Regions from separate parts of the Homo sapiens genome. Here region 2 is linked to region 1. The links are chromatin loops, found by intact Hi-C in ENCODE. Cell type or tissue: heart left ventricle. All regions are shown on one strand. Each heading gives the region's core, and the rest is flanking DNA. Links, peaks and the distances in the headings are about the cores only.

The links. Hi-C counts contacts between places; a loop is a spot of excess contacts. Peaks named below come from ENCODE experiments on the same cell type or tissue, not always from the same donor. Only the 100,000 strongest peaks of a DNase experiment are listed, where the experiment ranks them.
Region 2: it touches region 1 in a loop (3-fold over the local background); 6 of 110 quality-filtered maps call a loop at or near these places.

What each region holds. Positions count from the first base shown.
Region 1 is chr6:14,631,334-14,647,866 of GRCh38, forward strand. It overlaps LOC101928354 (a long non-coding RNA gene), which reads right to left. Exons shown (of 4, transcript XR_241980.4): 2 at 12,618-12,736. It also overlaps the pseudogene RNU6-793P. Among named protein-coding and RNA genes, the nearest start is that of LINC01108, 350 kb to the left of the region's middle. RefSeq lists enhancers at 5,206-5,305, 8,373-9,356 and a silencer at 8,865-9,159. In heart left ventricle, for the core only: a CTCF peak has its summit at 7,682; a DNase peak (open chromatin) is centred at 7,898; H3K4me3 peaks cover 975 bases; H3K27ac peaks cover 2,099 bases.
Region 2 is chr6:14,419,279-14,435,811 of GRCh38, forward strand. LOC105374942 (a long non-coding RNA gene) reads right to left here. Exons shown (of 6, transcript XR_926510.3): 3 at 12,904-12,988; 4 at 12,584-12,664; 5 at 7,380-7,736; 6 at 1,396-7,189. LOC101928331 (a long non-coding RNA gene) reads left to right here and starts at 12,502. Exons shown (of 3, transcript XR_001743994.3): 1 at 12,502-12,796. In heart left ventricle, for the core only: no CTCF peak of the experiment used is centred there; no DNase peak of the experiment used is centred there; H3K27ac peaks cover 385 bases.

The DNA of each region.
Region 1 (16,533 bases), core at 4,663-12,662:
ATGTGTGCTTTTCCTTGTTTCTCATGCCTACCCATACCTATGAGATGGTGACTCTTCTCATCCTCATTTTTCAGAAGTGGAAGCTGAGCTCCAGGTCTCACATATTGTAAATGGCAGAGCCATTTTTCAAACTCAGGAACCACTTCTCCATTTACGTTTTGGCCATTCCTCTCTGTTGCCAAGACAAGCATAAGTGCCAAGCCATCAAGAAAAGCCCTGTCCTATGCTTTCTCTGCACAGGCAGATTTTCGGAAGGGTGCTCACTGAGGCTGGAATCCAAACGCGGGGAGCACTGTGATGTGAGTCTCTCAGGGCCTCCCTCGGTGGCTGGATGTACCTGCCAGGCTATCCCTCTCAGAGCACCTTCCCTCTGAAGCCCAGGGGGTCCTGTCCAGGCTGCTTTGGGATGCTCCCTGTTCTGTTTTCCTGATGCAGGCTGGAAAACCCCCAACATAGCCATGTGCAACCCTTAAGTTCCACTAGGTGCTGGCCTTCTGTCTCTTTGAGAAGACTTTGAAAATCTGTGTTCTAATCTAATCTGTGCTCAAAAGGTGGGAGATAATGGATGATTCCACTTATATGAGGTCCATAGCAATAGACCAATTCATACAGAGATAGAACAGAATAGAGGTTACCAGAGACTGAGAGGTGACGGGAATAGGGACTTGTTGTTTAATGGGTACAGAGTTTCTATTGGGGATGATGAAAAAGTTATAGATAGATAGATAGATAGATAGATAGATAGATAGATAGATAGACAGACAGACAGCGGTGATGGTTACCCAGCATTGTGAATGGATTTAATGCTACTGAACTGTGCCTTTATGAATGCTTATGAATGCTTAAAATGATACATCTTATGATATTTTTACCATAATAAAAAGATAAATAAATAACATCTGATATATGCTGCAACATAGATATACCTTAAAGACATCACGCTAGGTGAAATAAGCCAGACACAGAAGGACAAATACTGTGTGACTGCACTTATGTGAGATACCTAGAGTGGTCATATATTTCTAGAGACAGAACGTGGAATGGTGGTTTCCAGGGGCTGGGGGAAGAAGAGAATGAGGAGTTGGTGTTTCATAGGTATGGAGTTTCAGTTAGGGATGATGAAAAAATACCCAGAGCTGGATGGTGGTGATGGTTGCACAAGGTTATGAATGCGCTCAATGTCACTGAAATGTACATTTTAAATGGTTAGAATGGTAAATTTTATGTTATGTATATTTTACTCCAATGAACAATTTTTAATAAATGAGGAAGAAGGTATTTTGCCCCACACACCCTCTAAAAAGAGTCTCCTTTGTAACGGGGGCTCAGGAGTCCCAAAGCTGAGACACGGCGAGTCCCCTCCACAGGCCTCCAGCTGCTGGAGGGGTACCTCACAATTCTGAGGATGTAACTAGGCAGGACACAGAGCTGAGGAGGGGTAGGTTCTTGTGGGGCTTCCAGATGCCTCCCAGTGTCTCCACAGGATTGGCTGTGTGTGGCGTCCCTCTGCCCAGGGCTACTACCTCTGTTTTCCTGGCTCAGCCAGCGAGCTAAGGAGCTGTGTCATTGGTGGCTGTTGGGGTCCTGCTCTGGGCTACCTGACAGCTCCAGAAGTGTCCATTTGCTTCCATTACCAATATCCCTGCTTTTAGAAAACTCAATATTCCTGATGCTCAATTCACAAACAGAGAAGTCATGATTGCGATACTCCAGGGTTTCGAAAAAAAATCAGACATATTGATAAAGATATAACAATACATATTTTTTAAATGTCCACATTCCATTTCTCAAGAGCATGCATTTCTCATAAAGTAAGATGCACTGACACTTCTCCCAGGGCTCCAAGGACAATACTCACTGCCACTTTTCCAGCCCAGAGCACTCAGCAGGCCACCTTCACATCCCTCCCTCTACTGGGTGACTTGCAGACTCTGAGCCTCCTCCAGGACCTTTGGAACTACCTGGCTTCCCCCTCTGGGAGCAGCTCTCAAAGCAGGGTCCCCCAGCCCTTTCTAGAAGAGGACCTTTCTCAAAACCCTGTTGAGAAAACAGCCAGTCCCCGGGAGGCCTGCTGTCCTCTCAGCAGTCAGCACAGGTGAACAGGGACTGCAGCAGGTGTCTGCGTGACTTTGTCATTGACAAGCACATCCAGCAGTGCCTTGAGACCTGCTCAGAAAGTTATCTGCTGATACCATCCCTGTGGACACCTCCAGGAGCTGCCAGGGGATACTCAGCCCCAGCCACGTCCAAGTGCAGCCAGAAGCCTGCCCAGGCCAGTGCGTTGGAGTTGTGAGTGATCCTGCTTCCTGACAAGGGCCAGCTGGGCTCCCCCAGCCTCCTGGTCTCCAGACTCCCTGGGCTCAGCCTCCTGTGGCACTCCTGAGCTTCAGAGAGGGCTGGTTCTGTGACTGGAGCTGTCAGCTGCAGAGATACTGCAGAGACACCTTTTAAAATTCATGGCCTTACTCTTCAGAGTTCAGAAACAGATCAGACTCCAAGATGAAAGCGTGGTTTACCCTTTCCCTGGTCCTGCCAGCCCCTTCCCATCTCCCATTCCACCCTCCTTTCCATGTCTCCTTCCCGCAGCTTTCCTTCCCCATTGTCCTCCAGGATATTTTGCATTTATCCTAGTTCTTAATCCACCTGCTTTCATCAACCAAAGCCAAAAGAACACTCCTTTGTTTCCAAAAAGAACATTCGCTCAGCTCGCAATGCAGGCCTGACTCTCAAAGGTATCTCCCTTTGTCAGGTAGGAAGGGCCACGAAAGGTGTGGCTGGGCAAAGGAGATAGAGCAGAGTTTTGAACTGAAAAGGAGGTGGGCGGCAAGGGGTGCAGTTCTCCTTTTTTTTCCAAGAAAGGCATTTGCTGAAGGGCCATCCACCTGAGTCGGGGGGGTGGGGGCGATCCAGGGGCGGGGCAGACAGGCTGGCAGCAGCAGCACATCCTGCCAAGATGAAAGAGCGATGTGTTTGCTTCTTGCCGCGAGTATAAGCAACAACAGAGATCCTCTCAGGAGAATTCCATCCCCAGACATCTCCTTGCAGCATCTCCCCTGTTGGGCCTTTACTAAGAGGCAGCACCTAGTGTCCTCACTGATGTGGGCACCAGGAAAGCTCGCTCTCCTCCCAGACACAGGCTGCCACACTCAAGGCACAGAGACTCTTCGCAGCCACAAGAAGTAAATGGAAGAGAAGCAAAGCCTGCTGACTTCAGGGGCATGGACCCAGTGGCCAGGATGACATGTCCAAGCCACAGAGGGAGAGTCTGCCCTGGGAATGAATGATTCCTTTTGGAAGGAATGATGGATAACACTTATCAAGAATTTATCTGTACCTGACACAGTTCTAAATTCTTCACCTATATCAGCTCACTTAACCCACAAAGCAACCTTATGTAGTACATCTCATTAGCCCCACGGTTAATCTGATGCACCAACTTAGCTAGGCCATGGGACCCAGATATTTGGTCAAACACCAGTGTAGGTATTGCTGTGCAGGTAATTTTTAGATGAGATTAACATTTACATCCGTAGTCTTTGAGCAAAGCAGGTTACCCTGAATAATGTGGGTGGGCCTCATCCAGTCAGTGGAAGGCCTTAAGAGAAATGACTGAGGTCCCCTGGGGAAGAGAGAACCTGCTTCAGAATACCTTCCCACTGGAACGCCATCAACTCCTCCCTGGGTCTCCAGCCTGCCCTGAACGTTTTGGACTTGCTAGTCTCCACAATCGCTTGAGCCAGTTTCTTAAAATAAATCTTCTTCTCCTCCTTCTCCTTCTCTAGTTCTTCTTTTTCTTTTCTCTTCTCGTCTCTTTTCTCTTCTCTTCTTCTTTTTTCTCTCCCTCTCTCATTCTCTCTCTCCACCCCACCCCCCACCCCCAACCTGTTGGTTCTGTTTCTCTGGAGAATCCTAATACACCTTACCTTACAGATGAGGAAACTGAGGTGCAAAGCAGTCAGCTGTTTTGCCCAAGATCTTGAGGCCAGTGAGTGTCCCAGGCAGGACTAGAATGCATGCTGCCTGGCCCCAGACCTGGCTCAGGTAACCAGACAGCCTGCTGCTTCCCTCAGCCACAGGAAGTGGCTCAGCCACAGGAAGTCACGGCTACCTCTCCATTCACAAACCAAAGAAGGTAGGAGGTGGAAGGAAAATGCATTAAAAGTAAAATTCAGCTGGGTCAATGGACAAGGACAGGATATAGACTATAAAACCAATGATATTTGTTTTCATTCTAGGCTTTATTTTGATATCTGTGACCTTAAGTGTGATTTACATCTCTCTGAGCCTCCATTTTCCTGATATGCAAAATACCATAAAAACTTTGCAAGGCTACTGAGGGATTAAATGGGATAATTTTATGTGCAAATAATATTTCCCAGGATATGAGTGAAATCACGTGGCTTGTGTGATTAAGACAACTGTTCCAAATTCTAGTGGCCTAAGTCCCCACTTGCTTGACTTACAAGAGATCCAGGTATTTACAGAAATAAATAACTCTCTCCAATAAGTTTCAGGTCCTCAAAGCTGCCAACCTGTGCCCCTGCTGCCCGTGTTCTCATCCCAGGGGTGGGGTCCCAACCATCTGAGTCCTCAGGGCCAGACAGTATAGCAGTCCCTTTCACGGAGCTCTCATCCACCTTGAGTTCCAATTGCTGATCAAAGCAATGCCCAGAGCAAAGCTGCACCCCCAGCAGGTGAAGGCTGGGCTACAAAGTGGGGTTCACTGCCCAGACCCTCCCCCTCTGGGCCAGCTAAGCATATCAGAACCCCTCTTGCTCATAGTGATGACTCACCAGGACCTCCCCTCCCTGTTCCCCATCGCTACCCACCCATCCATCAGATCTGTCACTGTACCCAAAGCCTAATGGTGAATGGGACTCGTGTGTTTCTCTCTCAGAGGGCTTCTCCACCCCCATGGAAATAAACATGTACAAAAGGACGTGAAGAAGAAAGAAGCTTCACCAGTAACATCTCTGTACAGATCCTACCAGGCTGAAAGAACAAAAAGCCTAGCTGTGGGGTGGTTGTTTTGCTTTTTGGTTTTGTTTTCACTGTGGTTTGTGTCACATGTTAAAGATGTCCCATGTGTCAGGAACAATCGCAAAGTACTTGACCTGCTTTATCTCATTCAGTCGTTCCAATGCCTCTGTTGTTGTGTCATTAGTGTTTCCATTTTATGGATGAAGAAAGCTGAGGCTTAAAGAAGAGAAGTAACATTTCACTGCCTCACAAATAGTGACAGAGCCAACATACAAACCTAGGCTTGTCTGGCCCCAGAGCCCTCATCCTTAACCACCACACTGCACCTTTGTAAAGGGCACAACTATTTGTGTCTAACAAATATTAGTTATCTTTTCTAAGAGCCAAGAGACATTTGTTCTATCCCAACTCTGTCTCTTAGAAGTCAAATGGCTCAGCTTCCACATTTGTAAAAAAGAGAGAACTAAAGTAGAAAATTCTAATTGTTTCCTGAAGCTCTAAAAAGCTACAATCCTAAGAATTAGTGGCCAGAGACCCTAAGCTGCTTAATACATTTATACCACATCCTCCTCAGCTGGTACTCGGCATTGAGGAAAATTCTTAGAAACAGAAATAAACAAAAATATTAAGCATAAGCCGTCATCAGATTTACATGTTATGCTGCAAAATTTATTGTTCTGTTCCTTTTCCTTTAAATGGGAACATTTAGGTCAAGGATATATCGTCATAATATCTCTGAGATGGGAGCTATGAGTGACTGGGCAAACAGATTTCCGATTCTAAGAATCTTCTCTGAAATCAGATGCTTGATAATGTGAATATTAAAATTCCCCCTTCACCCAATAACAATGTGGAAAAACATCTGTCCTTTTTGTTTTAAAATAAACATTGAGAATCTCTCTTTTAAAAATGGTAGAAATAATCATGAAACTAAGTATAACCACAAGAAAAAGTATTTGAGAAGAACTGAAAGACTAAGGGAGAAACTTGATATAATGTCCATCTCCTTGTACTTATCCTCTTCCTTTTAGCTTAATGCCACCTCCTTCATGAACACAGAATTGGAACCCACAACGGATGAGGTCTTGGCCTCACGTATGGGTAAAGCCTCATGTAAAAATAAACAGAGAGGAAATGCTGACGATGCCTGTCACTCCACTCGGATCAATTCACTTCAACATGCTCATTGCTCCATTTCATTTCCTACACCTTGGCCTTGCACACTCTTGCCATGCAAGGGCCGACTCCCAATAGGGAGTTGATTGTTTTGTTTAGGAATTCCAGAGCACCAATCAGATGGGGGGTCCTCATTCTACTCCAGCACACACACTCCACAAATATCTCTCTCCTCTCTCTTATTTTTCATTTTTAACCATTTAAATTCATGTTTATTTTTATGTATTGCTAATGTATGACATAGAGTTCCAGAGGGACTGTCAACTTCCTAAAAAGAATACACCTTCATTAACTCTCTCTACAAAGATGTACCATGTGCCTACTATGCCAGCAGGTGTCTGTACAGAAACAAAAAGGCACAATTACCACCCTAAGGAACCTCCTGTAGGATTCAATGCGGAGGCCACCTCCTCCAGGATGCCCTCCCTAGTACCTGGGTCAGAGTCCTGTGGCATTGGGTATTGGAGTCCATGATTCACCTTCCCTGCAGTGTGATTGTTGGTTTACTTAGGAGGCCCTCATTGCTTCCTTCCCATCCAGTGGGAGACATTCAAATAGGATGCAACTCACAGCTCCCTTAGCCAGAATTGCAGTAATGATGATAATGGTAATGATGTTAATAATCCTATCCATGAAAAACAGGTAACTCCTTTTTAAAGAAGGATTTCTTGCTTATCACCTTCGGTCCTGAATCCCTGGATATACCTGGGTGCAGGCTTCTTGGGGCTCAACACATGTCTGGGAGGATGCCAAGATGGCAGAATGATGTCAGTTTCTCACGGGGTGCTGCTCCCTTAGATCTGTACCATGCTGCCTAATATACGTCAGTTGCATTGAAATGAAAAATGAATAGGAAGTAGATCTTGCTGCTAAAACATATGCATCAGAAAATCATTATGAGTATTAAATTACTGCAATAAAATGAACCAGAACTAATCTTGCAAATTAAGATCCAATAAATTTTTTTTCATGGCCACACCTTTTCTTAAAAAAAAAAAAAAAAGAAAGCAAAAGAAGATTTAGCTTAATAGTATTAAAATTGACTGTAAGGATTTTGAGCGTGACATGGAAAGAGTCGATCAAGAAATTTCCATATGACAAATAGATTTGCATTTTTGGAGGGTGGGGTTGGAGGTTGTCAGGAAGATGTTGAGAATACTGCCCCTGTGCCAATTGGTAAAATGATCAGTTTTTAAGCTGACATACCTATGTATTTTACATGTAAAATTTATGTATACATATTCCCCTTCCTCTTTTCTGCTCCCCACAAATCCCCCAACTTCCCACTCCTTAGATAAGGTTCTGCTGACACAAGAAACTAGTAAATTTCTAAATTTCTGACAACCTCGTATTTTTAGAAGAGATGCTGCTGTCGTTCAAATTAAATCTGAAGCTGTAAATAAACCTTTAGAGCTTTGCCTGTTCACTGGAATAACAGGATATCTCCCTCCACCCTCCAGCAGGAGAGAGACTGTAATTAGCTCATTGTCCGTGAATAGGCACAAAAGAGGCGGTGCTCCCCATACTGGCTCCCTTTCAACAGCAGATCTTGGGGCAGATGTTAATTCATTAAGTGAGTAACTTCCACCATCTCCCAGGAACACCAGGGAGCCCGACTCCCCGTTCCAAAAGGGACACTGAGGAACAACATGAAATACTCTGGCCAAGGACTCACAGAAAGGGTACTCGGAGAAGAAAAAAAACCACCACCAGGATTCACCTCCCTGCTGCAGCCTGCTTCCTGGCGCTGGTTTTGGCAGCCCATCCCGGGGCTGCTCTGTGACACCCGGGGAACCAAACTATTTATAGCCACGCAGTCATTATAAACAAAGCTGTTTATAACATCGAACCTTGGCCCTGCATGAGTTAAAACTCTAGACTGGCAGCTATAAATAACTCTGTTATGCGCTCGAGTGTGACTATTGACTGATACTTCCTCAAATTGTGACAAATAATGACAAGTTTGTTTGACAAACATCCCACTGACATTCATCTGATTTTGAATAAGTGGTGCTGCTTTCTTAATTTGGTCCCTGAGGCCCAGGACTTCAGGAACTTTCTTTATTCTTTCTCTCTCTCACCTCCCGCATCAGGAAACTGTCCTGTGTGTAGTTGTTTTTTCCCCTAATCAACTGGAAGGGATTTGGGGCCATCTAAGGGGAAGCTTATTAAATCCACTGTTTCTCTCTTGGGATAATTCTGCTGTAGGGGCTTTGCAAGGGTCTGGGGAGTTTTGTTAATGACAGAAGGAGGGAGGGGTAGAAAAATGTGGGCCAGGCTGTGGTGGTAGGTAACACAAGGTGGAAAGGGGAAAGCAGAATTTAACATCAGACTGACTGGAATGTCAGTGTTTAAGGGGGACCAGAAATGTAGAAATTTGAGAAGTAGTTCACACTGAATCGATGAAAGACAAGATTCTGGATGGAGGGATTTACCCCCCAGGGCTTCTGGTCTGAGAGATCTTGTAGATCCAAGATTGGGGTCCCCAAGGCTCGGGTTCTCTTTCGAGGCCAGCTGATATTAACATACGTCATGAGTGACGTGAGATTCTAGAGCTCTCAGGGACCTATGAAATGGTCTGTTACTCGGTCATTTCACAGGTCAAAAAGCTGAGGCCACAGGGGCTCCCAGGACTCTTTAGAGCAGAGCTAGACTAGAACTCAGCTGTCTGGACTCCTGGCTAGAAGCTTTATCTTTCATCAGGAAATTAATTAACATGTGAAAAGCATGTGGAATTGTCCCTGGCCTGTGTTGACTGTTTTACAGGAGCACACCATTCACACCATCCAGGTTGCACATCTTTTCTGTCTCTATTAACTCTATTTGCACGGTCTCACACAGCGCCCACCGTCTCCAATCCCTCCTATGCAGAGCTTTCGCAGCAATCTTGCGAATATGCAAAACTGCTGCTCACTGGTCAGCCCACTCCCAGACCAAGCTGGGAGCGCAGTAAGAAGACCTGACTCAGGATCCTGCAAAGGCAGAGGTGGCACCTGAGAGCAAGTCTCCTTAAGTTTTGTGCCCTAGGCCCCTCACGTGACTCACCCTAGTCCCACCCACACTTACCCAAATAAACATCTCCCAACTGGTTTGCATGTCTGCAAAAATTACTGCAGACATCTCACCCTTGCTGACAAAGTCCTCAATCCCTGGTCCCTCCCACTTCTCCTGCCCAAATCTATGCTTTACCCCAAAGTGTACTCTTCACTCCTTCCCAGAACACACAGCCTCGGATGTTTCCCATTCCCTTTGATAAGAATGCCCCCTTTACATGACAAAACCCTGACCATCTTTCCTGACCCATTGCAGATGCCCAAGGAAGCCCTTGTTGACTGATCTGGCAGCTGTGATGTGCTTTCCTTGGAAGCCCCATCACCCTTATTTATATGTCTCTTTCAGCGCTGGCCTGTCTTAATCCTGCCTTACAGTTATTTGTGAATGTGCTTATGTTTAATCCTCTTTTCTAGTGGTAAGAGGGAGATCTTTCTTAATCATTTTGGTATCTTCTAGCACAGTGTATACCTAGAAAAGGGTGAATGAAGTCTTTTAAATCTACTTCCTAAAAGTGCAAGCAAAAACACAGAATGAAACAAACCGGAAAATCTTCAAAAGTAATAAAGGACCGTATCAACTAAGAAAGATTTGGCCAATGTGTAAATAGGTAGCAAAACCTAAAATGGCCCAGCCAGATAAGTGCATGCGTCCTTAGAACCAGCAACTGACACAGAAACTGGCAAACTAGTAAGACAACTGGAAAGAAAGAAGCCAAATAACTGGCAATTAAACAAGCTGGAGGATCACAGGGGCAAGTGTCTAACCCACTGCCAGTCAGCCAGCCAACAAACGTTTATTTAGAGCCTGCAAGCACATGGCACAGAGCTGCCTGTTAAAGAAGAGATGTTTTCCTGGCCTTCGGGAATTGACAATCAGCTCCACTTTCTACAATTTCCCTGCCATTTCAGCTTTTACTAAGACCTGTGGAACTCCAAGTCTCTTGTTGGTTCCCAAATTCTTAACAATGAGCGAATTTGCCAGGCTTTGCCCAGCCTCCCCAGAGAGTCCATATCCGTTTGTGTGTGTGTGTGTGTGCGTATGTGTGTGTGTGTATATCAGCCCTGGCTTATCAGCCCCCTGTGACCTGTCAGGGCTCTTGGCCCTTCGATGGCCTTGCGACACTCCATGGACTCATGACAGAACTCACTACATCAGAACTAACCCATCCCGGAGAAGAAGCAGATGAGAAAACAGCAGCTGACAAGCGAACCACCAAAGAGGAAAAACCAAATTAAACACTCCTTAAGAAGCCAAGTCCTCTTTCTTCCTCAAAAATGACACGGGAAGGAAGGCGCGGGACAGGAGAGGGGCTCCAGGTCCCTTTGCGCTGTTCCATATTAACACAGTCACACTTTGCGATGCACTTGTCACTTCCAATCAACACCAGGGCTTTCCAGGGCCTGGACACTCATTGAAGGGATTGTTACTGTTGGTGAATGGGGAATTAATTAATGCAAAGCCAACCAGTTCATAAATGCCTGCTTTGTGAGCAGTTCCTGCATCCTGGGGACCGCGACTCCTGTGGTCAGCGCAGCCCCAGGACTCCGTGTCAGCAAATGATATTTATGATCGCCATCGGCCCCTTCTTCAAACCACCCAGGGGGAAGCGAGGCCTCACCTGGAGCCTGGGCTTTTCCCGCTGTGGGCACAGCCAAGGGTCCTCCGGTTTCTCTGGTGCTGAGCAGGCAGTGCAGAAAAACTCTCTCCAGTCTTCTGAATCTCTCGCCCACAACCTGACTTACTTCGTGAAGAAAGGCTTCATTTGCAAGTCATAGTGATGGGAACAGGCAGGAAAACAGAGAAGTTTTTCTCAACCCACTCCATTCCAAATTTGGTTACTTGACCTCTAGGCAGGTACAAGAATGTGCACACACACACACACGCACACAATCACACACACACACTCAAACAGTGCCACGTATATGCACAGAATTTCTCTGATCTGTGTTACCTACACAGTCGTCAACTAATTTAAAAATCAGTTCTGATTTGAATGTGGCAAATGGACTCTTCAGGTAACCTAGTTACTAAGAATATAAGATGGAAAAAGTGGTAACCGAACATGCCAAGCCCCCTCCATCATATAGACACACACATCTCATTGAGAGTATACAATGTAGTTTTACTCCCCCTCCAAAAAAAAAACTGGTCCCAAGTTCTGCTGACATAACATGCCCAGGCCCTGCCTCTGTTTTTGCTGTGGTGGCTTTGCTACCTCCTCGCTTTAAACTGCCATGATGCAGGCCTGAAAACTCCCTTTTGCCTTTAAAACATAATGCACTATGATATTAAAGATGGTGGAATTGAGGATGGCTTTTTCTCCTTTATGCTTTGCTGTGGTATCTAAATGTTCTACGATTAAGGTGTGTTTTATAGTCACCAAAAAAATGCATGATGTGAAAGGAGAAAAGAATGTTAGTTTCATAAAATCCCTCAAGAGCGACTTTGGCAGCTTTATCTGATTTTTGAGGTCTTGAAAATTAGCCTGGGTCATAAAGCAAGGAGACTGTGACATTTTCTGAAATTGGATCCCATACTGCTGGTTTCTGTCTGACCTTAGGAAAAAAGCAGGAAGTAAAAAAGAAGTTTATCCTTGGAAAATTCATTCTCTCCTTGCCATGTCCTTAACCCTCTTCCTATAACCTTGCCACCACCCTTGGAGTTCCCATCACTTTTCCTGTTTTGCTTTTTTTCCTTATCATTACTTAAAATATACCCTGAGGATAGGCTGTAGTATCAGTCATCTACACCTTAGTATAAATTAAATTAATCAACATTACTTTAATCCCAATGTTATAAGTTCCTATTTGTAATTTAATTCAAAATCCGATTGTATGATAAAATGTACCAGCTAATGAATAAAGGAGCTGATGTCTGTCATCTCTAGATCAGACATCTAGGCTACTGGCTTCTCTGTTTTGGGAAAGGTAGTCCCTGGAACAAATCACACAGTGCTGTGATAAATTTTTCCACATTAGCTATAGAATATCACCATTTAGTACCTCTATCCCTTTAGAAAGAACTCACTTTCCAGAGACACAGTTAAATGTAAGAATGGTTGCAGATAACGTGCAGTCTACAAAAATATTCATAAGCCCCACGGCTTTTGAAAAACAGTATTCTTTATTTCTACTTGGGAAACTGTATTTGCTACACATAGACATTGAGTATATATGTTGAGTGCCTGATAAATCAAAATGTATAAATGATTTTGAGTGCTAGATTTTGGAAACAGGAGAAAACTATATTCCAGAGAAGTTAAATAACTTGCTGCAGGTCATTCACCAGTCAATAAACTAGGGCTCGAACCAGAAAGAATGGTTTCTGATTCCTAGACTGGGCTCTTTTTGTTTCAATGTCTTAATCTCCCAAGCCACCTAATTCAAGTTCTGGAAAGATCTGATTACCTCAAGCCTTGGAATGATCCTCCAGTGCTTCCTTTTTGGGAATTCTTGGCAAGTAGGCTGAGAAATGAGGCACCGTGTTTCTGACCCTCCTGAGCCTTCTCTGTTTATTAGACCATGCTCTGCAGATAAAAGGGCAACAAAAGACAGGAAAACTTAGGAAGAGACAATCACTTGTTGTTGCTGCCTTTTCTATCCTTCTGATCCATATCACACTCAGTGTGGTCAATCCCTGGTCACCCACATGCCGTCCAGGACCTAGAGAGAGGCAGGACTTCCAAGGAGCTTCCTCACGAAGCACCCCTTAGGCAGAGTCTTGCAGCTGGGAGTCCACCACCCCAACCAGAGGAGTGAAGCAGTGGTGATCTTCTCTTATCCAGAGGTAGAGTGCAACAGTTAGTTGACTCTGTACCCATGGTCAGTCCTGGGGTCACCTTCTAGGTGTCCAGGCCCACCTAGACAGCATCTAGGCCTCCCAGTCCTTGTGTACCCTGTAAATTTTCCAGCACAAACCTTCCTGCTGTCACCTGAATCCAAAAGGAGATCTTGACCATGACTAGTCAATGTGCACTCCATAAAGAATCTCAGTACTTGTCATTTATAGATTTGTTCACTCAGCTAAAATATGGCAAGTGGTTCCCATACACAAGGCACTGGGCCAGGTTCCCACTGCATAAAGAAGCCAATCACACAGCTTCTGCCCTCAACAAGCTGATGGGAAATCAGAAAGACAGACAAATGACAGAAAGCCAGGTTAATTTATACCCAGATAGACAAACTCCTCTTTATTCTTTATGACTCAGATCAATTATCATCTCCTTCAAAAGGTTTCCTGGCCATCTACAGGCAGTTACATGGTGATCCTTCTGTGCCCTGATGATATTTGGTTTGCTCCTCAACAATAGCCATTTCTCGTGTTGTTAAAATTACTTCTGTGCTCATGTGTGTCATTCTTTAAATTGTATGAAAAAGGGAGAGGGTGGAGGGAGGAAAGGCAGAAGCTATTATTCAACATCTCCAGACACCCAGAGTATCTGGGACTTTTAAGACAAGTGAATGAATGGATGAATGGGTGAATGGGTAAATGAATGAATGAATTTTCAAGCTCTTTTGTCCTCTACATAGATTTCCTTGACCCAAATATGTATCCACCCGTCCAAACAGGAGGTAAATATCCTCATGGCTTCGGAATATGTGAACTGTGGTTGTTTCCTGCTCATTATCCAAACTCACAGAATTTGGAGCAATGAAAGCCTCATCTCACTTAGCCAAAAGCAATATTTTCTTGTCTTTGCTTTTGTTTTTCCAGGAGTGTAATGAAAGTGCATGTGCATGTGGGTGTGTATTTGTCCTGCACATAATTAGGCAGTGTCTTCAATAACAGGTGTCCCTCCAATAGGGCTCAGTGGTGACGGAGGGCATGGAGGGGGAAACCAAGGAGATAGGGAGAAGAAGCCTGCCAAAACCGATCACCAAATGAATTCAACCAATTCATTAAATCTGAACGCACACTCAGCCACAGGAGGATAAATTGGACCAACACCCCAGCGTCAGGGTGGTTACAGCGTCTGTTAAATGGCCTGTTAATGTGATAGTTGAGACTTTTCCACAGAAATTACACTGGCTACAGTCACAGCATGGCACACCTGGCTCCAGATCACCTCCTACCAGGCAGTGTCACACTGCAGGCCAGGGAGATAGGGATTTTCAGTGCTACCTGGCCTGGCCTCCTGCCATCATTTTGAGCTCTCTCTGTTTTGTAGCCTATTTCTTTTAAGAGAATGCCAGTCATCTCCATTATAACGTGCATAGTGCCATAATTTTTGTTTGTTCTTACAAGTGGAATAAAGATGTTTTACCCCACAAATAAGAACAGTTTAAAAACAGTTTGTTACAACTCTTTTGATGAAGTCAGTCAACAAGGCATGAATAGTAAGGTCAGGTGGCACCCTTGTCCAAGAAAAGAAGGTGGTAAGCATTGAAGAGCAAAACACAAGGACCCTGAATAGATTCAAGACAGCCCTTTATCTTTGGTTTTCTGTATAGTCCAAAGTACAGGTGAGAGAAATCCATGCTCAATGAGTCATCAACACTTACTGACCACCAATGTAGCCAAAGACTGTCTAGCTGATTCAGGGCACCAAGAGGGAAGAGTTGATATGGGTGTCACGTACAAGTCACTTCTCACTTAAAGAGTAAGATCACACCTGTAATCCCAGCACTTTGGGAGGCTGAGGCGAGCAGATCACCTGAGGTCAGGAGTTTGAGACTAGCCTGGCCAACATGGCGAAACCCTGTCTCTACTAAAAATACAAAACTTTGCGCCCGGTGTGGTGGCAGGTGCCTGTAGTCCCAGCTACTCGGGAGGCCGAGGCAGAGGAATCACTTTAACCCGGGAGGTGGAGGCTGCAGTGAGTCAAGATTGCGCCACTGCACTCCAGTCTGGGTGACAGAGCAAGACTCTGTCTCAAAAAATTAAAAATAAAAGGATAGGTAGAGCTAAACAAATTAAATGTCATGATACAGATAACTGGCAGAAATAAGACTTGGTGTATTACTTAGCAAAAATCCTTAAGATCCTTTTACAGTGCTCACTTTGGCAGCATATGTACTAAAATTGGAATGAAACAGAGATTAGCATAGGGCCTGCACATGGATGACATGCAAATTCATGAAGCATTCTATGTTTTTTTAAAAAATCCTTTTAAATCCCTCACCCATTTATTTAACATTCATCCATTCAATGTTCTCATTGTGTCATGTTATGATCATGTAGTCCTTTTCCTAAGAACATACTCTGTATGACTATATTATATTTTTGGCAAAAAGATGAATCAACCCTTATCCGTTTATCATTCAACATTCATTCATTGACTTCCCACCTCAAGCCATGCTATAATCATGTAGTCCTTTCTTAGGAATATACTTTTCCTATATATCATATGATATTTTATTTTGTTTTGCTTTTGGTGGTGGGGAGGATGGTGTATATCAGAAAACTTTCCATATTGGTTTGAGTGACTTAGCAAGAAGACACTTCCACGGCTGAATCCATTTCATTCAATAGCCAGGCAGCGAATGTAGACTCTTAGGGTTATAGAGACCTTGGAAGTGATCTCCCCAAGCTCCTTGCAGGAAAGACAAAGAAGTTATGGGCCCGACATGGTGGCTCACACCTGTAATCTCAGCACTTTGGGAGGCCAAGGTGGGGGGATCATGAGGTCAGGAGACCGAGACCATCCTGGCTAACACGGTGAAACCCCATCTCTACTAAAAATACAAAAAATTAGCCTGGTGCGGTGGCACGCCCCTGTACTCCCAGCTACTTGGGAGGCTGAGGCAGGAGAATCACTTGAACCTGGGAGGCAGAGGTTGCAGTGAGCCGTGATAGCGCCACTGCACTCCAGCCTGGGTGACATAGTAAGACTCTGTCTCAAAAAAAAAAAAAAAAAAAAAAGAAGATACGTTACTCCTGCAAAGTAATCCAGCTGCTACATCATGGAGCTGGAGCAATAGCCCAGGTCTCCTGGCAGTGGATTCAGCGTACATTCCGCTCCTTCACACTGCTGGGAATTCCAGTGTCTTACATTTATCTTCTCATAACAAAACACAGTCTGCTCTCTCCAACTTGGCCCTGGTGCTGAGGACGTCTCTGACATCCCTGCCACTCTCATCTCTGAAGGAGGATGCTTGGCTCCTCACAGTGCTATCAGCTCCCCCACCCCATCTGTGTGCATGAGGACTGAGTCCCTGTGAGGCAGAGGGTCCTCAGGCTGGAGCAGCACAGGACACGCCAGGAACAGACGGGCCAAACTGGTCTTTTTTTTTTTTTTCTTTTTTTTTTGAGACAGAGTCTTCCTATGTCACCAGGCTGGAGTGCAGTAGCATGATCTTGGCTCACTGTAACCTCTGCCTCCTG
Region 2 (16,533 bases), core at 4,054-12,053, 210 kb before region 1:
TCCCAGCTACTAGGGAGGCTGAGGCGGGAGAATTGCTTGAACCCAGGAGGTGGAGGTTGCAGTGAGCCGAGATTGCGCCACTGCGCTCCAGCCTGGGCAATAGAGGGAGACTCTGTCTCTAATAAATAAATAAATAAATAAATAAATAAATAAATAAATAAAACCTCCTTCTCTTCTATTTTAACAAAAAGTCATATACAATTGGTATTATTTTATTATTAAATTTTTGGTAGAATTAAGGAGTGAAAGCATTTGAGTCTGAAGATTTCTTTTGTTGAAAATTTTTAAACAACAAATTTAATTTCTTTAATAAGCATAGAGCTATTTAGGTTCTTTCTTTCTTCTTGGGTGAATTTGATAGTCTGTCTTTCAAGGAATTGGTTCATTTTATCTAACTTGAATTTATGTCTGTAGAGTTTTTGTAGTATTCCTTTATTATCTTTTTAACATCTGTGAAGTCTGTAGTTATGTGCCCTCTTTTATTTCCAGTAGTAGTAATTTGTGTTTTCTCTCTTTCTTTGTCAGACTGGCTAAAAGTTTATTAATTCTATTGATCCTTCAAAGAACCAACTTTTTATTTCATTGATTTTTCTCTATGGTTTTATTTTATAAATTCTGTTCATTTCTGTTCTTATCTTTATATATTTTTTCTTCTGCTTCCTTTGGGTTTCTTTTGCTTTTCTTTTTCTAGTTTCTTAAATTGGAAGCTTGGATTTTTAAATTGAGGTCTTTTTTCTTTTCTAATAAAATCACTTAATGCTATGAATATCCCTTCAAGTACCACTTTATCTTCATCCTGTATATTCAGAGATGTTGTATTTTCATTTTTGTTCAATGCAAAACATTTTGTAATTTTCCCTGAGATGGTAGCTGACAGAGGTGAACTGAGTTGTTTAATAATATACCGGAGTGGTTTTTAGGTATGATTAACTGAGGAAGTTTAATGCTGTTTTCCTTTTCACTCTTACTGAAGTGGGACATTACAATGAAAGAAAGGTTTTAAGAAATAAAGCATGCAATAAGCTATTTACCTTGAACCATTTATACATTAGCAATTTAATACAGTGATTTCCCTGCAACTTAATTCTGGGAAGATCCTAGGAGGTTGCAAGAATTTGGTTCTAAGAATCAGAAACTTGAGTTATGTCAGTAGCAACTTATCTTCCAGAAATATGCCACATTTTTTCTTAAACTTTAATGTGCGTAAAGATCACTTTGAGAGCTCATTGAACACAGATTCTGGGCCCCCACTCCAAGAGACTCTGATTTAGTAGGTCTAGGATGGGCCAAGGATTTGTATTACTAGCAGGTTTCCAGTTGATACTTATGCTACCGGTCTGAGGACCATACTTTAAGTAGCATTATTCTACAGCATTAGAAAATACTGCCCACCAAATTCTCTTTGACATCCCTTCATACATTGCATAGTTTTCTGTTTACTTCCTCTTCTTGTCGTCTTCCTTTTCTTTCTTTTGCCCTCTAGATATAGGTATTTTCTAAGGGTATAACTTTAGCTCTTTTCTCTTCATCTTTCCTTCCATTATAAATTCAACAACTTCTTATTGAGAATCTACTAACTGTTAAGCTAGGCTGCTTCTGGTACCATGTAAGGCAGAACCAGTGGGGTCCATGCCTCTTGCTCCACTATTATCTTCTCTGTGAAAGTGTTCTCAGAACTTTCTCACAGACCTGACCACCTCCTCCTTTGCTTTCCCACAGCTCTTTATTTGTTTCTCTCATATGGATTTTATTTCATTCTATATTTGTTGGGAATTCTCTGAGACAATATCCCAAATCTTGTTTGAAAGCAGGATCTGGACTGGACAAGACAAGCTTAACCTCCAATTTTGATTTTGTCACCTATCTGTATTTACTCTTTCAGGTTCAATAATTATATCAGCCTGGGAATGGATTAGAAAATTGTGATGGCGGGCTTGATGGTGCACACCAATAGTCCTAGCTACTTGGGAGGCTGAGGTGGGAGGATTCCTTCACCCCAGGAGTTTGAGGCCAGCCTGGGCAACACAGTGGGCTCTGTCTCTAAAAAAGGAAAGAAAATTGTGACAATTTTTTCAACACAATATGCCTTATCCTGATGCAAAATATATATTGGAATTATGAAATTTTTAAATTAATATTTGGAAATGTTGCAAGATGACAGGAAGGATGAAATAAAATTCCTTTTTAAGCATACTGGCACAAGACAAATCTTCATAGTATTTATTTACTTTTATCTAGTTCAGTTCAAGGAACATATATTAACAAATCACAATAAGCAAACACCATTCTATTATACTTGCATGTATTTTTTTCCTTTAGGCTTCTCTCTATATATCATGCCTCTCCAAATTTTGTGGGGGAAAATATAGATTGGCCCTATTCTTCTTGCTTGTGGCAGCAATCAATGAAAATAATGCTCATTCTTTTGGAATTCTGGGTGTTAAAAAAAGGGGAGATGTGGGGGCTGGGGAGAATGCTTTTACATAATGTCTTTATAAATATTAGTGGAGACTTCTCTGAACTATCTCTGTCCTGCTCCCCAGACTTCCTTCTCTGTGATAATAAAGTGCTCATATAGGAAGTCACAAAATTGCAACGGAAATCCAAACTCAACTTGATTTACTAGGTCCTCAAATGTTGACCTGTTCTGGACTCATAAATAGAGTGGGAAGGCATTTGGGTAAGGGAAAGAGCAGGAAGCCATGAATTACCCAGTGGATCTTTGAAATCAAACAAATTTAACATAGAATGAATACAGGCATTTCCTGGGGAAGAAGGGAAGTGTAGTCCTGCCTGTCAATTACCCTGTAACTATATTAAATTTAGAAGATCACAGATATTCCGCCAGGGATCTCAAGGACCAGGCGGGAGAATGCCCATACCTTTTGCATTACAGTGGAGACAGATCCCAGTCACATCCAACTTACTCACATCCAACTACATGGTGAGCCATATTTTTCACACAACATGGCTCCTAAATGCATGCCAACTACTTTAGTGCTCAGGAAGAGAAGCAGAGATATGTTCCAATAATGGGAAAAACGGGCTGAATTGCCTCCATTGAAAGATGATGCACTGTTCGTTGTGGGTGATTTAAGGGATCTTCCTTGGTAGAGGAAAGCTGGTGCGTCAGTGCCTCTAAACATCCGTGGGCAGCTGTAGAATCAGGCCTCCCAGAATCTGCTCTTCTAGACTATCGGCAGATGAGAGCCGGAGGAAGGCCAGGTCTTTATAGAACCACCTTCCGGGGCTGGGTGCGGTGGCTCACGCCTGTAATCCCAGCACTTTGGGAGGCCGAGGCGGGCAGATCACCTGAGGTCAGGAGTTCAAGTCCAGCCTGGCCAACATGGTGAAACACCACCTGTACTAAAAATACAAAAATCTTAGCTGGGCGTGGTGGCGTGCGCCTTTAGTTCCCAGCTACCTGGGAGGCTGAGGCAAGAGAATCGCTTGAACCTGGGAGGCGGAGGTTGCAGTGATACCACCACTGCAGTCCAGCCTGAGTGAGAGAGTGAGACTCCATCTCAAAAAAAAAAAAAAAAGGAAAAGAAAAAAAGAAACCACCTTCCCCTCCCCTTCTATCCATCTGGACACTCCTCCTTCTTCCCTCTTTTCTCATTCTCTTATAAGAGAAGTTTCCTCTTTTTACAGGTGGGGCAGTGGAGGTGGTACAGCCAAAACTTCATTGAAAGGAAAATTTGGTGTAATGCATTTTGAATGAGACCTCTCACCCCAGACAAACTGTGTGACCCTGCATGGCTCAGGGGCCCCAGTACGCTACAATAGCTACATCCAGGAAAGTGTTACCATGGCTTGGTGATTTCCTAAGCATGAGAAAAATCAGGCTGTCCTCACTGTGAGATCAAGTTTGAGGTTACCGCTAGGCAGGATGTGATATGGAGAGTTTTTTTTTTTTTTTTTTGCCAAATGGTACCTCTTCTTCTAGCCTAATGGTTATTGAGTTTTAAGAGGAAGGAAATTATATTTATTTTTGGTATTGTGCAGAATTATAGAGGAAATGTGTAAATCAGAGGAAAAATCCAGATATCCTGAAAGAAAATGTGAGACGAGCGGCAAGGTGGGAACTCAGGGTACCAGGGCAAGTCGCTAAAACATCACTGGAGCAGTGCGATTGCTCCAGAGGAACTAGGTCACCAGGAAAACCTTTGCTTAGAATCTAAATTAAGAATAAGGTCTCCCCATTGTTTGTCTTACAGTGGCCAGAGTTCATGAGTGCCTTGCTTTGTCCCCAGGGACCCTGTTTCTCCACTCTAAGCCAGCTCTGATTAAGAGGAAGCCATATATCCTCTAAGAATATTCCTGTCTTGTGCTTTACTCAGTAACATTAACAGAGGGAAATGAGGTTATGTGAACTTCTCATGGATATTTTGATGGCAGTGACTCAGTTGATACAAAGGATTCCCTGTGAAGCAAATCCGCATAAATAGAGAGTGAAGTTTATTCTAGTGATTCCCCTAGGTTTCACCAGCTCAGGAAAGAGTAAAGAGCATCCTAAGAGACAGTAATTCCATAACCATATGCAGATGGCCAAAACTCAGGGTAGGAAATGACCCCGAGAAAATAAAACTGTGCAAAAATCTTCCACTGCAAATGGTTTAGGTATGGATTATTTAATTATTTATTTATTTAGTTTTAATTTTTATACCTTTAGGGAGTACAAGTGTGGATTTCTTACAGGCATATATTGCATAGACGTAAAGTCTGGGCTTTTAGTGAACTTATGACCCGAATAGAGAACATGGTACCCAATGGGTAACTTTCCGATTGTCAAGCCCCTCCCACCTTCCCATCTTCTGTAGACTCCAGCGTCTATTATTCCACTCACTGTGTATGTCCATGTGTACTCATTGTTTAGCTCTCACTTATAAGTGAGAACATGTGGTATTTGACTTTCTGTTTCTGAGTTATTTCACTTAGGACGATGGCCTCCGGTTCCATCCATGCTGCTGCAAAAGACATGATTTTGTTCTTTTCTATGGATGGACAAGTATTCCATGGTGAATAGTCTATCCCATTTCCTTTATCCAGTCCTCCACTGATGAACACTTCAGTTGCTTCCATGTCTTTGCTATTGTGAACAGCGTTGTGATAAACATTTGAGTACAGACATCTTTTTGATATAATGACTTCTTTCTCTTTGGGTGTATCCCCAGTAGTGAGATTGGGTCACATAGTAGTTTTGTTTTTAGTTCTTTGAGAAATCTAGGTGTGGAATATTTTAATGACTGAGTCAATTCTGATGCCAATAACTTCTTTTTTTTGCTTTCCATGTAAATGACTATTGCTTGGCAGTCAGTGGGCTAAGTTCAAAACCTACCTTATCTTCAAAATCTTCTAGAGCAGAAAATGGATTAGTAATAGGAAGACAAACTCAAAGCAAAATAGTTTAGATTCATTCAGAACTTAGCAAATGTGAAAATTATTACCTAAGAAAAGAAATTTTAGAATTCTAGAGAAAACGTCCTACACACCTACACACACACACACACACACACACACACACACACACACCGTTAGATTTTTACTTTTCAGGAGGTGTTCATCACAGTCCCCAGAGAAAATATTTAACCTTAACATGAAAAAAGCCAAGTCTTTTCCTTAAATAAAAATACCTTTCAGATCAGCACAGGGCCCATGTTACTGTTTTGGTTCCTAAGGAAGAACCAGTTTTGTTCTCCTCCCAGAAATGTAAGTGGAGCGTGAGTCCCTAAAGGGCCAGGTGGAGCCTTGGTGGTAGCTGAATTGGAGGAAGGGAGAACACATGTCTTTGGAATTGACTCGTAGACTCTCTCTGCCTTTGGAAACACCTGAGACAGAATCCTTGCCATCAGCTCTTCAGTCCTTCTTCAGTTACCATATGTTTTTATATTCATCTTTTCTCCTCTAATTTTTTATTCATATCCCAGAGTGATGAGCCAATGTTTTTAAAATAGACGATATCCAATAAATGTCCCACGCGTGAATGGATTGTTCTTATTCACTTCTGGGCTTCGAATGATTATTTGGTGCTATGTCTCAACAGATATTGATATGCAGGCAGTTCAGATATGCCAGCCACAGGAATGACTTCTACTCCATTAACAGCCTGAGAATTAAATGCTATAGTGGATTAGGAAATCTGAAGTTACTTACCTAAAAAAAAATGTGCATTGGGATCAAATCGAGATAGGAAGAAGGGAAAACTTTAATTACTGGATCTGCCTTGACATCACAGAAATGTTCTAAACATCTCCCACTTCTTTATTTCTTTTCTTTTTTTTTTTTTTTTGTTATTGGTGGCCAGTGAGAGTGAAGATAACTCACACACACAAAAGGGGAAAAGGCTTTTAAAAAGACAATTAGAAGCCAGGCGTGGTGGCTCATGCCTGTAATCCCAGCACTTGGGGAGGCCGAGGCAGGCAGATCCCCTGAAGTCAGGAGTTTGAGACCAGCGTGCTCAATATAGAAAAACCCTGTCTGTACAAAAAATACAAAAATTAGCCAGGCATAGTGGCACGGGCCTGTAGTCACAGTTACTCGGGAGGCTGAGGCAGGAGAGTTGCTTGAACCCGGGAGGCGGAAGTTGCAGTGAGCTGAAATCGAGCCACTGCACTCCACTTTGGGCAACAGAATGAGACTCTGTCTCAAAAAAAAAAAAAAAGGAAAAAAAATTAGAAACTTAGAGGAGTATGGCCATGATGCAACTCTCTTGAGATCACACGCCCCCTTCTTCCAGAAAGCCACCAGCTTTTGTTTTCATCAGTAACTGCTAGCAACAGGTCCCTTGTTACTAACATAAATTATGGATAAAGAATTGGTAACAGAGGTACGATAACTCCTCTGCATCTGATAAAATAAAAGGGGACCTGCCTTCCTGGATAGGAACATTCCCAGTAGCAAAAGTAGAAGAAGAAAAAAATATTTACTTCAATGCTCATCCCCTTCTCCCTCCCACTTTCTCACCTTGAAAACAACCTATTGAAAATGTTCACAGAAGGGAGGTTCTGCTCAGTTTTTGGAAGAACGCAGCATCTAAGTATTCATTCCACAATGACTTGAGCTGACCATATCAGTAAATATGTTGTACTCAAACAAAATTGTTCAAGGTGGAATAGAAATAAGGTCTCAGCTCTTGAGAGATAAGGCAAAGGAAGCACAGACTGCTCATCTGAATCTTCATATGGCTGACCTGGAAGAAACCAAAGACTTATTTGGCCAAAGTGTGGTTTTCTATCTGAACAAACATCCAATTATATGCGGAATAGACTCCAGAGCATTTCAGAGAGATAAAGTATAATGACCATGGTATTAGCCTTGCAGAGGCAGATCCCTGGGTTACTGACAAGCCAGAGGGCTTGTGTAACATCTCTGTAACCTACCTGTGTCCAAAATCAGCAGTAAGGACTTATCTGTAGTCTTCTCAGATGTTCTTGATCCTTTTTTGTGTGTCCTAGAACCACTTCATCCCATCCAACACAATGACAACACTTCAAAGAAGAATGTCACAGCCTTTGTAAGTCTTTCTAACAAAAGATGTATTGTCATTACTGGATCTCCTCTTGTTCCACACAAAGTTGTGTCTAGTATTCACTGTTCTGAACAAATCATTTGGTAAAGCATTTCATAAGTTTATTTGGATGAGGATAGCATGGGCTTTTTTGAACCACTGGTGAGAGACGAGTTGGTTATCCAGAGGCTGCAAGACCTGTGCTCCTGGGCTTTGCTGTGTGAAACACCTGTGCATGCAGAATGCAGGATAAATCTTTTGAGACCATTGGATCTACCATGCTCATGAAACTTATCTAAGAAAATCCTTGTAAGGCACAAAAACAGAGAAAGAGGATTGAAAGACCTGGCCGAGATCTTAATCTTTCGTGTTGATTGCAATGTGAGTTGCATTAACAGCAGGTACACAGCTTCTATCACATTCTTTGCCTTTAGAGTCAAGCTTTCATATAGTTCAGGGGGTGCCAAGCTAGGGCCCAAGAGCAAACTATGGCCTGTTGCCTCTTTTTTATATAGCCTGAGTCAAGAATGATTTTTACATTTTTAAATAACTGAGGAAAAAGTCAAAAGAAGAGTTATATTTTGTGACAAACTAAAATTACACAAAATTTACATTTTAGAGTCCACAAGTGAAGTTTTATGGAAGCACAGCCACACCATATTGTCTATATCTGCTTTTCTGCTATACCAACAGAGCTGAGTACTTGCAACAGAGACCATGTGGCCTGCAAAGCAAAAAAATATATAAAATAAAATATTTCTATTGGTCTTTTACCAAAAAAACAGTTTACTGACCCCTGATAAAGTTCAAGTTCATTCTTAAATTCAGCCTTGCTAATTAAATAGACCTGAAGTCTTGCTAAAATGCAAGGATTAGTTTTAGAGAATTATGATGTAATCTATTGGGAAATGAGCCACAAATTATTATCAAATAGGATATAAACTTAATTTTTATTAAAATGGAAAATGTTTCATAAAATTTATTTTAAAAATACAGTTATATAAAGTAGAGACCATCACAGGACATGTGGTATAAAAGAGACCTGACCTGGCCAGGCCCGGTGGCTCACACCTGTAATCCCAGCACTTTGGGAGGCCAAGGTGGGTGGATCATGAGGTCAAGAGACCATCGTGGCCAACATGGTGAAACCCCGTCTCTACTAAAAATACAAAAATTAGCTGGGCGTGGTGGCAGGTGCCGGTAGTCCCAGCTACTTGGGAGGCTGAGGCAGGAGAATTGCTTGAAACCAGGAGGTGGAGGTTGCAGTGAGCTGTGATCGTGCCAATGCACTCCAGCCTGGTGACAGAGCAAGACTCCGTCTCAAACAACAACAACAACAAACAAACAAACCTGACCTGCCTATTAGTCAGGGAAATGAAAATTAAAATGCAAAAGGATACTGTTTCATGCCTCCAAAATTGCCAAAAAATTTTAAAAGTCTGATAATATGAAGGGTTGTGAAGGTGCAGAACAATGTGCATGGGCAATATGTGTACTCACACAACCGCTTTGGAAAGCAGCTTGGCAATTTCTAATAAAATGGAAGATGGGTTTAATAAGATGACTTAGTGACTCCACCCCCAGGTTTATAGCCTATTCTAAAGCAATTCTAGCACCTACGCAAGAGGAAACATGTAGAAAGATGTTCTATGCAACACCAACACGGTAGGTTGTGCTTTCTGCTCCCCTGTGGCTGGGTGGAGCCCTGTGGCTAGTTCTGGTCATTTGAGTTGTGAGCAGAAGTGACACACATGGCTGGAGCATCTATAAGGCCAATGTGAAACCCTTCTGAGTTATAATAAGCCACAGGTTAAATAGAAATTGCAATGGAAAATACTTCAAATTAAATAATAATACTACATATCAAAGCTTACCATTATACTACAAATACTTATCATTACACTATCAAATACTACATATCAGAGTGTTAGCCTTGCTTAGAAGGGAATTTATAGCTTCAAATGCATATTTAGAAAAGAAGAAACACTGAAAAAAATCAATAAACTTTGAATCTTAGCTTGGGTTCCCCAGAAGCAGACCTTGAGCCAAGGATTCAAGGGCGAACAGTTTAATTGGGAGTGAATTAATTAGCTTGGGCTGCCGTAACAAAGTATCACAGGCTAGGTGGCTTAAACAACAGAAATTTATTTTCTCACATTTCTGGAGGCTGAAATCTGAGATCAAGGTGTCAGCAGGTTTGGTTTCTTCTGAGGCTCCTGCCCTTGGCTTGCAGATGTCTGTGTTCTCCCTGTGTCTGCCCATGGGATTCCCTCTGTGTGTGTTGTGTCCTAATCTCTTCTTATAAGGACACCAGTCATAGTGGATTAGAGTGTACCTTCATGATCTCATTTTAATTTCATCACCTCTTTAAAGCTGTATCTCCAAATAAAGCCACATTCTTAGGTACTTTGGCTTCAGACTCGAACAAATAAATTTAGGGGCTTCGTACGTTGAATCTGAGGGGCTCACAGTTCAGTCCCTCACAGGGAAATAGACAAGTAGGAACAGGTAGGAAGTGAGATACGGAGGGAAGACAGATAAATAATAAAGGGTATGTTATGAAGGCAGTCATCACAGCAGGAGACTGGAGCTTGATTGCATTAATTACCAAGAAGAACTCTAGAAAACTAAGTAAAATATGCTTCAGAATTATCTCAGCCGAAGGGCAAGAAGAGTATTTACACCCTGACAGCCTTTGGTCTTTAGTTAAAGGTTTCCTCTGGCGCTGTTAGTTCCCAGGCACCTCCAGCCCACTATGCCCATAGGCTAAGTAAGTTCAGGCAGCCTGGGGACGGCCCTCGGACAAAAATGCAGGTCCCGGCCCTTGGAGGTCTGGGAGTGCACAGGCCTGACGAGGGATCCCAGGACATACCAATGGAGCCCCGTTCGTGTCAGTTAAGAAGCTCTCTCCGGACATTACCAAAGGAGTGGCGAAACAAATCCAAAGAGAAAGCAATCATTGTAACTAATTCAAATGTATAAGCAGACAAGATTCTCAAAACCACAGGCTGATTCCTTAAAATACTAATAAAAGTGAAAAATTGCTGTCAAGATTGATCAGTTAAACTAGAGACAAATGACCTAGTGACAAACAATGTCAGGAATTTTAAAACGGGGCATCATTAAGGATCACGCAGACATGAGATCATTAAGAGAAGTAACAGAAAAAAAAGGGTGAATACCAATTTCACTCCTAGTTATATACTCAAAAGTATTGAAAACAGGCACTCAAACCAATACATGTACATATGTGTTCATGGCAGCACTACTTACAATTTACAAACATCAAAAGGTGAAACAGCCCAAATGTTCATCCATAGATAAATAGACAACAAACTGTGGTATATTCATACAACAGAATATTGTTCAGATATAACAAGAAATGAATTACCAAAACGTGATACAAGGTGAAAAAACCTCAAAAATATTACATTAAGTGAATGGAACCAGACACATATTATATAAATCCATTTATATAAAATAACCAGAACAGGTAAATGCATGGAGACAGGAAGTCGATTGTTGTTTGTGAAGGCTGAGGAGAGGGAAATGGAGAGTGGTTAAAGGGGATGCGTTTCCTTCTGGGGGGGATGGAAATATTTAGGAACTAGATAGAGATGTGATTGCACAACACTGGGAAAGTATAAAATGCCATTTAATTGTTCACTTTAAAATGATTTGATTTATGTTATGTGAATTTCACCTCAATAAAAAAGAGAGAGAAAGGGTGAGGAAAAGAGGAGAAACACCTGGCAGTTATACACTGCCAGCCATGTGCTAGGTCTACACTGCCATTAAAAATGCACTAGTTTTAATATTTTGATGAGCTCAGGCTGGGCAAGGTGGCTCATGCCTGTAATCCCAGCACTTTGGGAGGCTGAGGTCGGCAGATTACCTGATGTCAGGAGTGTGAGACCAGCCTGACCAACATGGCAAAACCCGGTCTCTAGTAAAAATACAAAAATTAGGCCGGGCACAGTGGCTCATGCCTGTAATCTTAGCACTTTGGGAGGCCGAGGCGGGTGGATTGTCTGAGCTCAGGAGTTCGAGACCAGCCTGGGCAACACGGTGAAACCCATCTCTATTAAAATACAAAAAAATTTAGCCTGGCTTGGCAGCATTTGCCTGTAGTCCCAGCTACTAGGGAGACTGAGGCAGGATGCTTGAACCCGGGAGGCGGAGGTTGCAGTGAGCCGAGATTGCCCCATTGCACTCCAGCCTGGGCAACAGAGCGAGACTCTGTCTCCAAAAAGAAAAATAAAAAAAATTAGCTGGGCTTGGTGGCGAGCGCCTGTAATCCCAGCTACTTGGGAGGCTGAGGCAGGAGAATTGCTTGAACCTGGGAGACGATGGAAGTTGCAGCGAGCTGAGATTGTGCCACTGCACTCCAGCCTGGGCCACAGAGTGAGACTCTCTCTCTTTCTCTCTCTCTCTCTCCCCCCAACCCCCCCCCTCTATATATATATGTATGTGTATGTATATTTTGATGAGCTCATTAAATACATTCACAATTGTCCCATAAGATAGGGATTAATAACACTTTTATAGAAAAGAAAGGAGTTCATGGAAAAGAATCTGATTGTTTCTCTGTTTTGCTGTCACTTTGTGTTTTGCGGAGTTAATCCAAAGAGTTGCTTCAACAAGCAGAACTCAAGGAAACACGGGTGAGGTTACTTTCAGGCTTGGAGACTTCTGAGCTAAAGGAAGTGGGCCAGGGAAGGGCTAGGTGCTCTGACATTCCAAATATAGTCTGCTTGGCCACTGAGGAACAGAGATTTGTTGCTAGCAACAAGTACTTAGAACGTGTGTGATTTGGCATGTCTCGAACTGTGAAGTAGATGCAATGCAGGCAGAAAATCGATGATGCTATGGGGAGGGGCTGTGTAGGGTGTTAATCGCCATCTGCAGTGCCTGGAGGTGGGGTGGGGAGAAGTGAAGAATCTCTTCCTTTTTAATAGATTTTCAAGATGGGAAAATCATATTGCAACCCACAGGCATTTGGAAACAATTTGTGCCGAAGACAGAAAGTACACCTAACGTTAAGCTGAAAAAACTGGACGCTCCCAGCAAACTCACTTTGCAGACTCCTGGTTGTCAGAAGAAAACGCCAGAGGATTTCACTTGGCATTGACCTCTTACTACTTCCAGCCACTTACCCTGGGCAGTAGAAAGAAGGAACAGAAAGCAGAGTAGATTAAGAGGAGCAAGTACAAATGGCGTGGGACTTCAAATCACCACCTAAGATTACTTCTTTGATTTCTGAAAAAGTAGGTCAAAGGAAGATGTCAGGTGAGATGGGAATGGGGGAATGGGGGTGGGGGAGGAAGAGTTAAGCCTGATTCACAACCCTATAGGCATGCGGTGAAGCAAATTCTTTGGCACTGTTTATAATTTACCTTAGAAGGTACACTTGTGAAATCTTTAAGAATCATGAATGTTGTCCCCGGAAGAAGTAGGTACATCTTGAATCTTTAATTCTGCCTGGGACAAAATGACCATATGAATGTTAAGTTGAAAGTGCAAATTAGCATAGAATCATCGGGCCAAAAGTTGAAAAGACTTTTGATTAAATCCTAGAAGAAAGATGAACGTAAAATTACAGATCGAAAACCTTAGATTCATATTTTATTTCTTAAAACTCTAAAACTCTGAGCTTTTATCCTTATCCACTAACAAATTGATCAGCACTTTCTGTTGAGTTAAACTCTGAATTGAGGGTCTTTTTGCCTCTTGCCTACTTTCATTCAGGCTGGGTTATTTCTTTTCCTTTTTTGTAACTGTGGTTTTTTTATTGTGGCAAAATACACATAAAATTAGTATTTTAAACATTTTTAAGTGTACAATTCCATGCATTTAGTACATTTGCAATATTGTATGACTATCCCCACTTCCTTGAATAGTTCTAGAGAAACAGAATGTTAAGGATGAAGGCCAGGTGCTGTGGCTTGTGCCTGTAATCCCATCACTTTGGGAGGCCAAGGTAGGAGGATCGCCCGAGCCCAGGAGTTTGAGAGCAGCCTGGGCAACATAGTGAGACCTCTTCTCTACAAATAATAAAAAAAAAACTAGCCAGGCATAGGGTAGTGTGTCTGTGGTCCCAGCTACTCAGGAAGCTGAGGTGAGAAAATTGCCTGAACCCGGGCAGTTGAAGCTGCAGTGAGCTGCGATAGCACCACTGCACTACAGCCTGGGCAATAGAATGAGACCCTGTCTCAAAAAAATTAAATGATTAAATTAAAAAGAAAAAAAAAAAGAATGTTAAGGACAGGTTTTCTGAAATGGTTCTGCGGTTTCTGGAATTGACTCTCTAATCTGATTAGATTTCAAGATGCTAATGACTTTATTTTTAGTAGTAATGAGAGCACTGGTAGTCCATGGCATGATCTGGCAATAGAGATACGTAAAACAGCACCTTTGGATACTCCTTAGCAACCCCTTGTAGGAAGCAAGGAGCTGCGGGGGCAATGGGCGGGGGGGCGGTGGGGAGCTATGTATATACTTACGAACACTTTTTGCAAACTAACAAGTATGAGATTGGCTGGTTGATCCAAATGTCACTGGGCAAAGTGGGGAAAGGAAAGGATGAGCTCCAGGATTTGAATCTTCAGCTTAAGCCCCATGTACAAGACCTGAAATCTTCTACAGGTGCCCTGCAAGATCATTATTGCCTTTAGCAGCAGGGCTATGATTGCTGAAAATCAAACACAGAATCTTATCCTGAGACTGGCTGAATGACTGCCCAGGTTAAACTCTCAGCCTCACAGGAAGTCAAACGTTGAAGTGAGGAAGATATGCACTTTGAGAGCTGGAATGGGGATATGTAGGAAGACCTGATGAAACTGGGGAAATCGAGCCCCTGGAATCTGATAAATATTTGCCAGTGGAAGAGGCCTCTCTAACCTCTGGGGAAGCCACCTTCCCACTCCCAGTGGTAGTGGCTTCTCCACCCCCTCACCTCTCAACTGGTGGGATTAAACTTGCATTGTCCTCGAAAACTGTAATGACCTCCTCTGTGGTAGATGCTATGCTAGACAGTGATTCTCCTCAAGATCCATTTATATCACCCCTCTGTGCTTCTAGACCTATAACTTGATTCAAGTCCTAGTAGGCTCCTAAAGGTAAGGTACAAAATGTAACTCACAAGGAAGCATACCACAGTTCAAAAGAACTACTGGAATTTTCTAATTTATACAGATAGAAATCTGGGAAACGTGTGGGAGTGGATATTGAGAGTATAGGATAATGGCAGGAGGAACATAAAGTTGGATTAGGTGGAATTCATTGATATGGGCTCACTAAGCAGAGATTCTGTATTTAACATTATAGCTCAGGCCGTTCGAAAGGGCTCTAATTGTTTGTGCTATACTTTAGTTTGTTTGTTCCCTCCAAATCTCATGCTGAAATTTGATTCCCAGTGTTGGAGGTGGGGAACAGTAGGAGGTGTTGGATCAGGGGGCAGATCTCTCAGGAATGACTTGGTGCCATTCTTGCAAGAGTGAGTGAATTCTTGCTCTATTTGTTCCTACAAGAGCTGGTTGTTTAAAAGAGCTCAGTACCTCCCTCCCCACCACCTTCCTTTCTTGCCATGTGATCTGCACACACCAGCTCCCCTTCACCTTTTGCCATGACTGGAAGCAGCCTGTGGCCCTCACTAGATGCAGATGTTGGCATCATGCTTCTTGTACAGCCTGCAGAACCATGAACCAAAGAAGCCTCTTTTCTTTATAAAGTATCCAGTCTTAGATATTCCTTCATAGCAACACAAAGGGACTAAATTTGGTTGGTTGGCTGAAACATGGACCAAAAGGTGGGCAATATTGAGTGAGTTCAAAATGCTAGACTGCCTTGGTTTAATATAGAGGAAGAGATGCAAAGGCTTAGGGAGATTGAAATGTTAGAGAGGATTTGTCATTTAGTATCTTCCCCCTCACTCAGGGAGAGTCCAGAAGACATATTTTTCACCATGATTGTGAGACATAAATTTGTGATGGAATCCCTGGTACCCTTGAAAAACTCCGTGATCACTCTTCTGTGTAGGTGAGACTTTACAGTGGGATCTGCAGTCACTGAACTGGGAAACCTAAATGCAATGGAGTGATTGGATCCTAGGGTGGCAGGAGCCATGTGGCAGCTCTTAACCACCAAAGGCAAAGTGAGTGTGGTTACCTTAAGGGACAGTAGAGTCAAAGCAGCAATCAGAATAGCCTGGCTTCCACAGACCAATGGCATTAGCTAGTTGATCGTGATGTTTTCAGAAGTGAAACAGATAGAAAGCCTACTAAATTATTAATTGATCTGTGTAAACAGCAAAGTTCAAGTGAGCAAAAGTCTATCTTGAATCATAAAAGCAGGGAATCATGGCCCCTAAATGAATTCCCAGACTTAAGCCAGTTTACAGAGCCAGAACCCCTTGAATGAAGAGGAAGTTGGGCCCCCTTGATAAAGGACCGTGGTACACTGCCAATAATTTATACTGTTACTTTTTCCCCAAGCCTCCCCAAAGGGACCTATAGCCTTTTACCAGGGTAAATGTGCCTTGAGGAAAAGGAAGTAATCAGATATTCTGGGTACTACCAGACAAAGGCTCTGAACTGACATGGAATCTAGGAGACAGGAAACATCACTGTGGTCCACTAGCCAGAGTAGGGGCTTATGGAGGTAAGATGACTCATGGAGTTTTAGCTCAGGTCTTGTCCCAGTGACCAGTGGGTCTCAGAAGCTTTCTGTGGTTATTTCCCGAGTTCTGGAATGCATAATTGGAATAGATACACTCAGCAGCAGGCAGAATCCCCACATGGGTTACCTAAACTGTGGGATGAGGACTATTATGGTGGGAAGGGCCAAGAGGAAGCCACTAGAACTGCCCTTATGTAGGAAAATAGTAAGCCAAAGGCAATACTGCATCCCTGAAGGGATTTCAGAGATTAGTGACACCATCGGAGATTTGAAAAATGCAGGGGTGGTGATTTCCACCACATTCCCATTCATCTTGCCTATTTGACCTATGTAGAAGACAGTTGGATCTT